2 separate regions of the Homo sapiens genome follow, and region 1 is linked to region 2. Evidence: chromatin loops called from intact Hi-C (ENCODE). Cell type or tissue: psoas muscle. All regions are shown on one strand. Links, peaks and the distances in the headings refer to the core of each region. The heading gives the core; the rest is flanking DNA. Region 1 overlaps FMN1 (formin 1). Region 2 overlaps FMN1 (formin 1).

What was found. Hi-C counts contacts between places; a loop is a spot of excess contacts. Peaks named below come from ENCODE experiments on the same cell type or tissue, not always from the same donor. Only the 100,000 strongest peaks of a DNase experiment are listed, where the experiment ranks them.
Region 1: it touches region 2 in a loop (1.9-fold over the local background); 10 of 110 quality-filtered maps call a loop at or near these places.

Annotation. Positions count from the first base shown.
Region 1 is chr15:32,859,821-32,864,224 of GRCh38, forward strand. The region is part of intron 16 of FMN1 (formin 1); the gene reads right to left. Among named protein-coding and RNA genes, the nearest start is that of GREM1-AS1, 140 kb to the left of the region's middle. In psoas muscle, for the core only: no CTCF peak of the experiment used is centred there; a DNase peak (open chromatin) is centred at 2,161; H3K4me3 peaks cover 550 bases.
Region 2 is chr15:32,983,047-32,987,450 of GRCh38, forward strand. All of the region lies in intron 7 of FMN1 (formin 1), which reads right to left. Among named protein-coding and RNA genes, the nearest start is that of FMN1, 210 kb to the right of the region's middle. In psoas muscle, for the core only: no CTCF peak of the experiment used is centred there; no DNase peak of the experiment used is centred there.

The sequences.
Region 1 (4,404 bases), core at 88-4,087, 120 kb before region 2:
GAGGCCAGGAGTTCAAGACCAGTCTGGCAACACAGTGAGACCTTGTCTCTCAAAAAAAATTTTTTAAGTTATCCAGGCATGATGGTGCATGCCTGTAGACCCAGCTACATGGGAGGCTGATCTGGGAGGGTTTTTTCTGCCCAGGAGTTCGAGGCTGCAGTGTCATACCATTGTACTCTGGCCTGGGTGATAGAGTGAGACAGACAGACAAGAAAGGAAAGAAAGAATGAAAGAATGAAAGGAGGAAAGAAAGGCAAAGGCAAAGGCAAGGCAAGGCAGGAGGGAGGGAGGAAAGAAGGAAGAGAGAGACAAAGAGAGAAAGAAAAAGAGGAAGGAAGGAAGGAAAAGGAAAAAAGAAAAGGGAGGAAGGAAGGAAGGAAGGAAAGAAAGGAGAGAGGAAGAGGTAGGAAGGGAGGGAGGAAGGAAAGAAGGAAGGAAGGGGAAAGGAAAGAAAGAAAGGAAGAAAGGGAAAAGTAGATGAAGAAAAAAGGTTTCTTCATCTTAACTAGATTCTCACGTGTAGGAAAGTTTAAATAAAATTAGCAATGTTGGCTTGGCACAGTGGCTCGTGCCTCTAATACCAGCACTTTGGGAGGCCAAGGCAGGTGGATCACTTGAGCCCAGGAATTTGAGACAAGCTTGGCCAAAGTGGTGAAACCCTGTTTCTACAAAAAATACAAATACTGGCTGGGCATGGGGGTGTGCACCTGTGGTCCCAGGTATTCAGAAGGCAGAGGTGAGAGGATCACCTGAACCCAGGGAGGTCGACACTGCAATAAGCCATGACCACACCTCTGCACTCCAGCCTAGTCTCACAGGGTGAGACCCTGTCTCCTGTCTAAAAAATATATATACATACATATTAGCAATGTTGACCCAGACTCCAAGTGGGCTTTCCAGAGATGCAATGTGACTTGCTTGCCCTTCCCCTGCACCAAGGGGTCACCGTCTCTGTGTCTCTGTACTCCTCAAACATGGTGAGGTGTCCCAAGATGATCTAAGGTTTGAGTGTATTTTAAAGACCCCCAGAAATGTCCACCACCTCATCCCATGAGTCATAAGCAAGGTAACAAAGGTAACAAAGATGATTATCCTGATTGGGTAGTTCTCAAGGTAGGCAGGGAAGCAGGAAAGACATCTGTTTTAAGGAATCAGCATTTCTCAATGAACATTTGTGGCCACATAAACTTTCCTGATTATTTCCAGCTATGATTCTGAGAATACAGTTAAAGAAAAGCTAGGATTTCCCACAATATAAATTGGGAGGAGTTCCTTAAATTATTTAATTAACCCTCTACTATATTCAAATTCCAACAATTTCATTTATATAGAATTGTTTTTCATGAACGTAGTATAAAACATGCCTGCAATTTACTAATAGGATATAATCGAACGCCTGACAATAACTCCTTCAAGGTTACTTCTCCCTGGTGAAAGCAAAGCTGAAGGCAGAGCTTGTTTCCCCAATTACAAAAGCAATACTTTCTCTTTTGCCTGAATTCACAGGGTTGATCGCTGCAGCTCTCCCTTTGTGCTAGATGTGGTGACAGAGCCCATGCGGTGCCCATCAAATTGCTCCAATTTTATGAGGCCATATCATGGGGGTGGTAAAGAGCTTGTGCTTGGATTGAGACCCACTAGGACTCAGGTGGGCTGTGGCTTGTTTTTCTCATCTGCAAAATGGGGACCTCCCGCAACACAGGCATGATATGATATTTAAGATAATACATACATAGTGATTTGCAGAATGCCTGGCACTCACAAGCAGGCTCATAAATATTATTTGTTATTTTTATGTTTGACTAAAATTGGTTGGGAAACATGTCAAGGTCAGAACAGCAAGAGAGTCATGGCTGGGGATTATTTGCTACAGATGCTGGGCACTGTATTTACGGAAATATGCCACGGTGCAAATCTCCTGTTTAGAACATAGGGATAATGATTTTCATTCCCGTGCTGAAGTTCCACCACCCATTGTGAGAATTCACTGAAGAATGCAGGCGAAGTCTTGGGGAAAGACGAAGCAAAATGGGAAACAATTCCCCTAGGCCTCTGAGCTTCGCGGTTTTGAAATTAGAAACTGAAACCAGTACAAACGAGAGCAGCTCCACTGCTGTGCTCCAAGGCCCTCTCTGCAGCCCCACGGGCTGGGATTCCCACGTGGCCTGTAAGAATTAAACTTCCCCACATGATCAAAGGAGAGGGCTGCCCTCCGACGGTCCCCACAGAGCCACGCGCCCCGGAGGCCAGGCAGCTTGCCTGCTCCAATTTATTGACTTGGCTTATCCGAGATGCTTTCTAGCAGACAAATGGGAGACCTGAAGGCTAATTAATGATGACACCGGAGACTGGCAGTGCATAAAGGAGAGAGGTCATGGACAGATCCACAAATGTCCTTCACTGTTCAACCGGAAGACTCGCATACGATATTGCTAGACCACCAAGGTTGCCTCAGGCGTGGGCTGTGCCAGGAGCTCCAGTTAAAAGCCAAAGTCACCCCAGGTTCTCTTTCTGTTATTTTTCTCTTTACACAATTTTTTGGCAATTAAAAATATATTAATTTCCGAAGTTAGTTACTACTAAGTGATCACTGTGAGACAGAGATGAAATATTAAAAACCAATACATAGTGAAATAACTGAGACTACATGGAGAATATTTTCACTTACAGGTTAAACACTGGTGGAGTATTTTAGTGAAAGGAAAGATATGGCCTAGACTATTTTAATATTTCAGATATTAGGCTGTTAAGGTCAGAATTATCTGTTTTTTGTTTTTCACCCCTAAGAACAAGGGAATAAAGCTTATTAAGCCACTTAAAAAGCCTAGGCAGGTTAGAAAAATGTAGCAGTAAGACCCAGATATAATTCATCAAAATCAAATACGTTTAATTGCTTTGTAAATCAAATGTATGTGGGCAATTGGTATGAAGATATGAAACTTGTTTCTTTTTGTATGAGCTGAAGGACCTGTGGGCTTAGTTAAGTCAGAATACAGTTTTAGAGGAAAGGAAAGGTTTATCAGGCTATCTGCTTTTCCAGAGTTCTCTCTTCTTCCCTGTCTGGTTACCTAAGTCTTACCCCACCCTTCCACAGTCCTGCGCCAGTTCTGCCTCTTCCTCACTTTTACAAGATCCATGTCCTGTTCACAAGCTCCCTGCTCAAAGGACCGCCATAGAAAATGGCTGCAGCAACATATGGAATTTTTTTACTAAAGCAAATTCTTGTATTATATCAATGGGGCTTAGATGAGAGACATAAAGTGAAGCCAGAGATCAAAAGCCTAGAATGCTTGGTTAAGGAGTTTATCATACAGGAATCCATTCAATAAATACATCAGTTCGGCTAGGCGCGGTGGCTCACGCCTGTAATCCCAGCACTTTGGGAGGCCGAGGCGGGCGGATCACGAGGTCAGGAGACCATCCTGCCTAACACGGTGAAACCCCATCTCTACTAAAAATACAAAAAATTAGCTGGGCGTGGTGGCGGGCACCTGTAGTCCCAACTCGGGAGGCTGAGGCAGGAGAATGGCGTGAACCCGGGAGGCGGAGCTTGCAGTGAGCCGAGATTGTGCCACTGCACTCCAGCCTGGGCGACAGAGCGAGACTCCATCTCAAAATAAATAAATAAATAAAATAAAATAAATAAACACATCAATTCAACACATGTCTACTGAGCACCTACTACGTGCCATAAATTGTGTCAGATATTGGGGTTCCATCAGCAAAAGAAACAGACTAAATTCTCTGCCCTCAGACATTATAGTGAATGGGTCACCAACTAAGATTTCTTAATGGGTATGGCACGCAGTAATTATTGTTTCTAGTAACTTGAACTGCAGGCAAACCTACGAGTTATTTCCTTCCATGTTCATCTTTTCTACTTTAATCCCTTTAGTAAGAACAGGACCGTCTAGTGCACTTCCTGGTGGTGGGGTGGGAGGACGTGGTTAGAAAAAGTGAATGTCCTTTTAGCTTCCTGCCCCCAAACACACTTTTATCAAAACAAATGTAAAAACAAATTCAGAACTCAGAATCTCAATATTAGCTTAACTTGCACAATTTTCTTCTTATGGCATTGGCCTTAAACTGACTAAGGAATTACATGAAATGCAATGTAATAAAATACTAAAGTTAGAACAGTAATATTTTATTTTGGCTAGCAGCAATGCATGGACTTCTATGAAAGGGGAAAATCATACTTACAATTAATAAAATATTAGATATTTTTTCATTTGCTTATTAAAGCTTGGCACAAATGAGAAGGTACTATTTTGTGGCTATCTACTGTACACACTTTTTTATAAGGCCATATAGAAAAGGCCACACAAAGGGAGGTTTCAAGTTGATTTAAGCCAAAAACAAATGACAGAAGCCTGCAATAAAAAGTACCTATTTCATGTTCTT
Region 2 (4,404 bases), core at 307-4,306:
ATCCTATTACTTATGTTTCTCCGGAAAACCCTGATGAATACATTGCCCAAAATTAGAAGCCACCCAAACGTTCTTCAACTGGTGAAAAAATAAAACTGCGGAAAGTGCACCAAGTAGAATCCTACTCAGAAGTAAAAAGAAATGGATTTCAGGTAGATGCCAACAATATGGATGAGTCTCAAATGCACTCTGTTAAGTGAAAGGAGCTGACTCAACAGACTATATATTGCATGGTTCTATGGATATGACGTTCTGGTAAAATCAAAACTGTACTGATAGAAAACATCAATGGATGCCAGGAGCCTGAGATCAGAAGAGGGGTTGTCTTCCAATGGACACAGGGAAATTGTTTACGGTAATGGAAATGTTCTACATCCTGATTGTAGTATGTTTACATGACTGCACATTTTTGGTGAAACCTCAGATGGTACACTTAGAACAGCAATTTTTTTATTACATGTAAAATTATATCTCATCGAAAAAACCTCTTAAAGATTGATATTATAAGTGAAACATATATGTTAGATGAATTAAAAATTGTAAAATAAGTGAACACTAATATAATGTTACATAAAAGTTGGGCTTCCACAGCAAGATTCTGTCTGCAACAAAATCTCTCTCTGTTGAAAAAAGACATTATCACAGAAAGTAGAGTAAAATGAGTCCGAAAAGTATCTAAAGCATTACTCACGTCTTAAAGAGACTCAAGTGTTCAAATTTCTTGAGGTAAAAGTTTAACCTCTTTCATCAACACTACAGCATTTTGCACTACTATGACCCATCTTTTAGAGGTTTCTCTGTCGAGGTGAATTCAGCGCTAAGACAGGATCAGTAGTAATCCTCTAAGATGGTACTGCCACATTCAGTATCATTCTTACATTGCAGCTACGTGGGAACATGGCCAGGCAAGGGGGTGAATGACATTTAAAAGCTCAAAGTGTTAGGCACAATGTTATGTTCCATTTAACACCGTGATGTCTCATTTCTTCCCCTGTCTCTACAGCCTGTTTTCTACCGCATTATACTTATGATGAGTGTGATTTTTTTCATATTTCATCCATAAATGCTTCCAAACAAAAAAAGTTTCTGCTTTTATAAGAAAAAAAGACCTACTACTATCTTCTATTCTCAAGCCAGCTTGAAGATTTTTTTTTAAGTTTTGTTTTTCTTAAGCCAGCCTCCAATGCAAGGATTAGGTTTAGCTTAAAGGACTACTTTGGGTTTTTTATTTTCTTTTATGCAATAGATTAATATTTTTTCTTAGTTTTAAAGAACACCACCTATCAAACAGATAGTCTGTCCCACAGTGCAATTAGCACAGTTTCCTCCTATACTTAAAAGGGTCTCCAAGACAGATAAGGGCTATTATTCCATCAATATAGTAAGCTGCAAATTCTCCCTCAGGTTCCTACTCTGTAAAATGAGGATGATAATACCCACCTTGCTTCTTGATATATTTTTCATGGGGAGAGAAAGAAACTCAGAAGAAACTTCACAACAAATATAAAAACACTCTGAGTAACAATGAAGGATTAATATCATATTGGATACAACTAACAGCAACTATTTGGGATTATAGTACATTATCAATCAGAAGCTATGAGCACAACCCTTACATCTACGTATGGTTTATATGTTTGTTTAGATGGTGGTGGCCTTAGAGAAAAGCGTGAACACATTGTGGCTAAGTGAAATTCAACATTTTTTTCTACACAAATTGCATTAAGCAGGATCCATATGTCATGAGAATGTAACCTTCATTGCATCATCCAATAAAAACTAGGAAATCACTTGTGTACAAGACACACTGAAGTTTTGTTGACATTTTTTGCAAGCAATTTTTTAACATATTTATTGATACGTAGGTCTTCTTTCACCCCTACCTAAAAAAGTGCTTAAGGTCTCCTTTTCTCTGTTTGTTCATCCATCACCAAAAAAAAAAAAAAAAAAAAAAGAAGGGCAAAACATTTGCCTTAACTCTATCCCTTCTTCAGAATAAAATCCCCCATTGTATTCATTAACAAATGTTGCGCGAAAGGATTAGCAGTTACTTATTATCTTTTTATCTTTACCATACGCTCTGTGTAATTTCTCCAAAGGCTGGTTTAGGTTGCCACCATTTGCTAAAAATGCTCACATAGATAACTAACAGCTTCCTAAACTACCCAATTTGGTGGATTTTTTCCTCATTCTCCTTTGGAACTCTGCACAGCTTATCTTGAGAACAGCCTCTTGGATTCTCTGATAGTACAAATTCCTGGTCCTCTTCCTCCCTTTGAGATTATCCTGCCTGCTGTGCTAACGTCTCTTCCTCCTTCCATCTTTTAAATATGTCAACTTTATGGGGACTCATGTTTTTATTTTTTGTTCACTGATGTATCACTGTAGCAGGGGTCACTGAATGAATGAATTCTTCCAATATCCTAGTTGACTGTTAGAAATCCTTAAAGCTATAGTGCCCACGACTACTGGGTTCTGTTAGCAAAAGAAAACCAAGGAAGAAGGAACTGTAATATTAAGTAGTGCCCATGAACAGCCTGTTACATACATGATAAAAACTGATTTGTATGATTACTGCAATTATTCCTCAGCCAGGTCACAGCTGCTAAGTGCATAGCTGACTGTGACTACATTCTTTTCAACAAATCTGGCACTCTTAAGTCCAAATTGACAGGTCTATCTCCACACAGACATGGAAGTTTGTTTTGTTTAGTGCCCCTCCCAACTGACTTATCTTACAATATGGACAGGGCCCAGATGACAGTCGATCAATTGATCTCAAATGGGTCAAAATAAAGATATTAATATTGCCATAACTGTGAATGCACATCACATTTTAATTGGTAAGAATTTTTATAGTTCTAAATATATTCCCACTTCAATAACATTAAGGGGCCAATGCAGGTGTTTTCGTCCATGTGCATCCAAATGTTAGGAGTTATTTTTCACTGAGAGACAACAAGATGATGGGAAGAGGGGTCATGAAAATACGCTGAGCAACAAAAAGAGCCTTGAAACAGCACCCACGATAATAGGGGTTATAGATTTATTCTTTGTGGTGGCAAGGCTCTTTTTGAGTTCCTGTATACAGGCAATTAAGCTTACCAAAAATATCCAGTTATGGATCTATCCAGGAAGAGGCAGAAGTTTCTGGAGCTGCACTTGTTTCATGTGGAATACTTGCAATTGAGGACATATAAGGGCTGACAGTGTACAAATGATAAAGTGTATCCGTTGAGGCTAAGCTTATATGCTTGAAAACAACAGTGAGAACCGGAATAAGGGTATTTTTGAGTAACAAGCAAATTCTAAAACCCCACAGAGAAGATTCCCTGACCACAGGGCATCAATACCCATCATTTTTACAAATAGTTTTGGCAAAGTGTCACACTGATTTATTTGAATTCACAAAGATCTGATGTAATATTTAAAAACAGATCTCTTCTTTGTGTAAACATAGATTAAGAAAAATGTAAATCTCCCATCTAGGTTTATTTTTTAATAGAAATTTTAATTATACATGTATAAATCTAGAGTGCTCAATGCCTTAACCAGTTAAAATAATAAACGGAATTTGGCAGAACATTTGTTCTGATTACTAGATGTTTAATGATACTTGGAACATCAAGATGCATGTGGAATTACACTCTACTAAGATGAAGACAGAATAACTTGGAAAAGATCAGATCTCATTTTGACTTGATTCTCTTCTCCTGGAATATAGACAAACCACATTCTTTTCCTCCCCCACCTTAGATTATACTATATTACTTTTGATTGATATTCATCTCCATAATTTGTGCTTTTTGAAAGAATAATTGTTATAAGAATTACGTATTTCAGGTTTTCTCTAGTAATTGGAAGGTATGAATTTAAATCTGACTTATTTCCTAACTGATCAAACATGGACTATAATTTATGAAATATTTTCAAAATAAACATTTAACTATCCTATTCAAACTTGAAATGTCACTTCAATTTTAGTTTGACTGAGGGTTATAGATGGCTACATTTTTTTCTCCCAGGCAATTTTTCTATTTTAAATGTTATTAGCTGCCCATATTAATAATGTGAAAAGGCAGAGACAGGATAACCTTAAAACTCATACATCATTTTTTCTTAAGTGTTTCAAAGGTTAATACCTAACCATAAAGGTTAATGATACAAGGTCAGCTGTATAACATCCACATGAAACCACATGACCGCTGTAGCGTTTCATACCATTGACATGTTGCTGTTTTGTGGAATGTATTTGTCAGTTACAAGAGATGACATGCTTGTTTGGTGCCATGTACCCTTTATGAAAAAATGAACTGGCTCAAGTATCCATGCCAGTCATGTACTCCGAATAATTACAAACTACTTCACACTCTAAATATTTAGATCACTAGGAATTTCAACGTT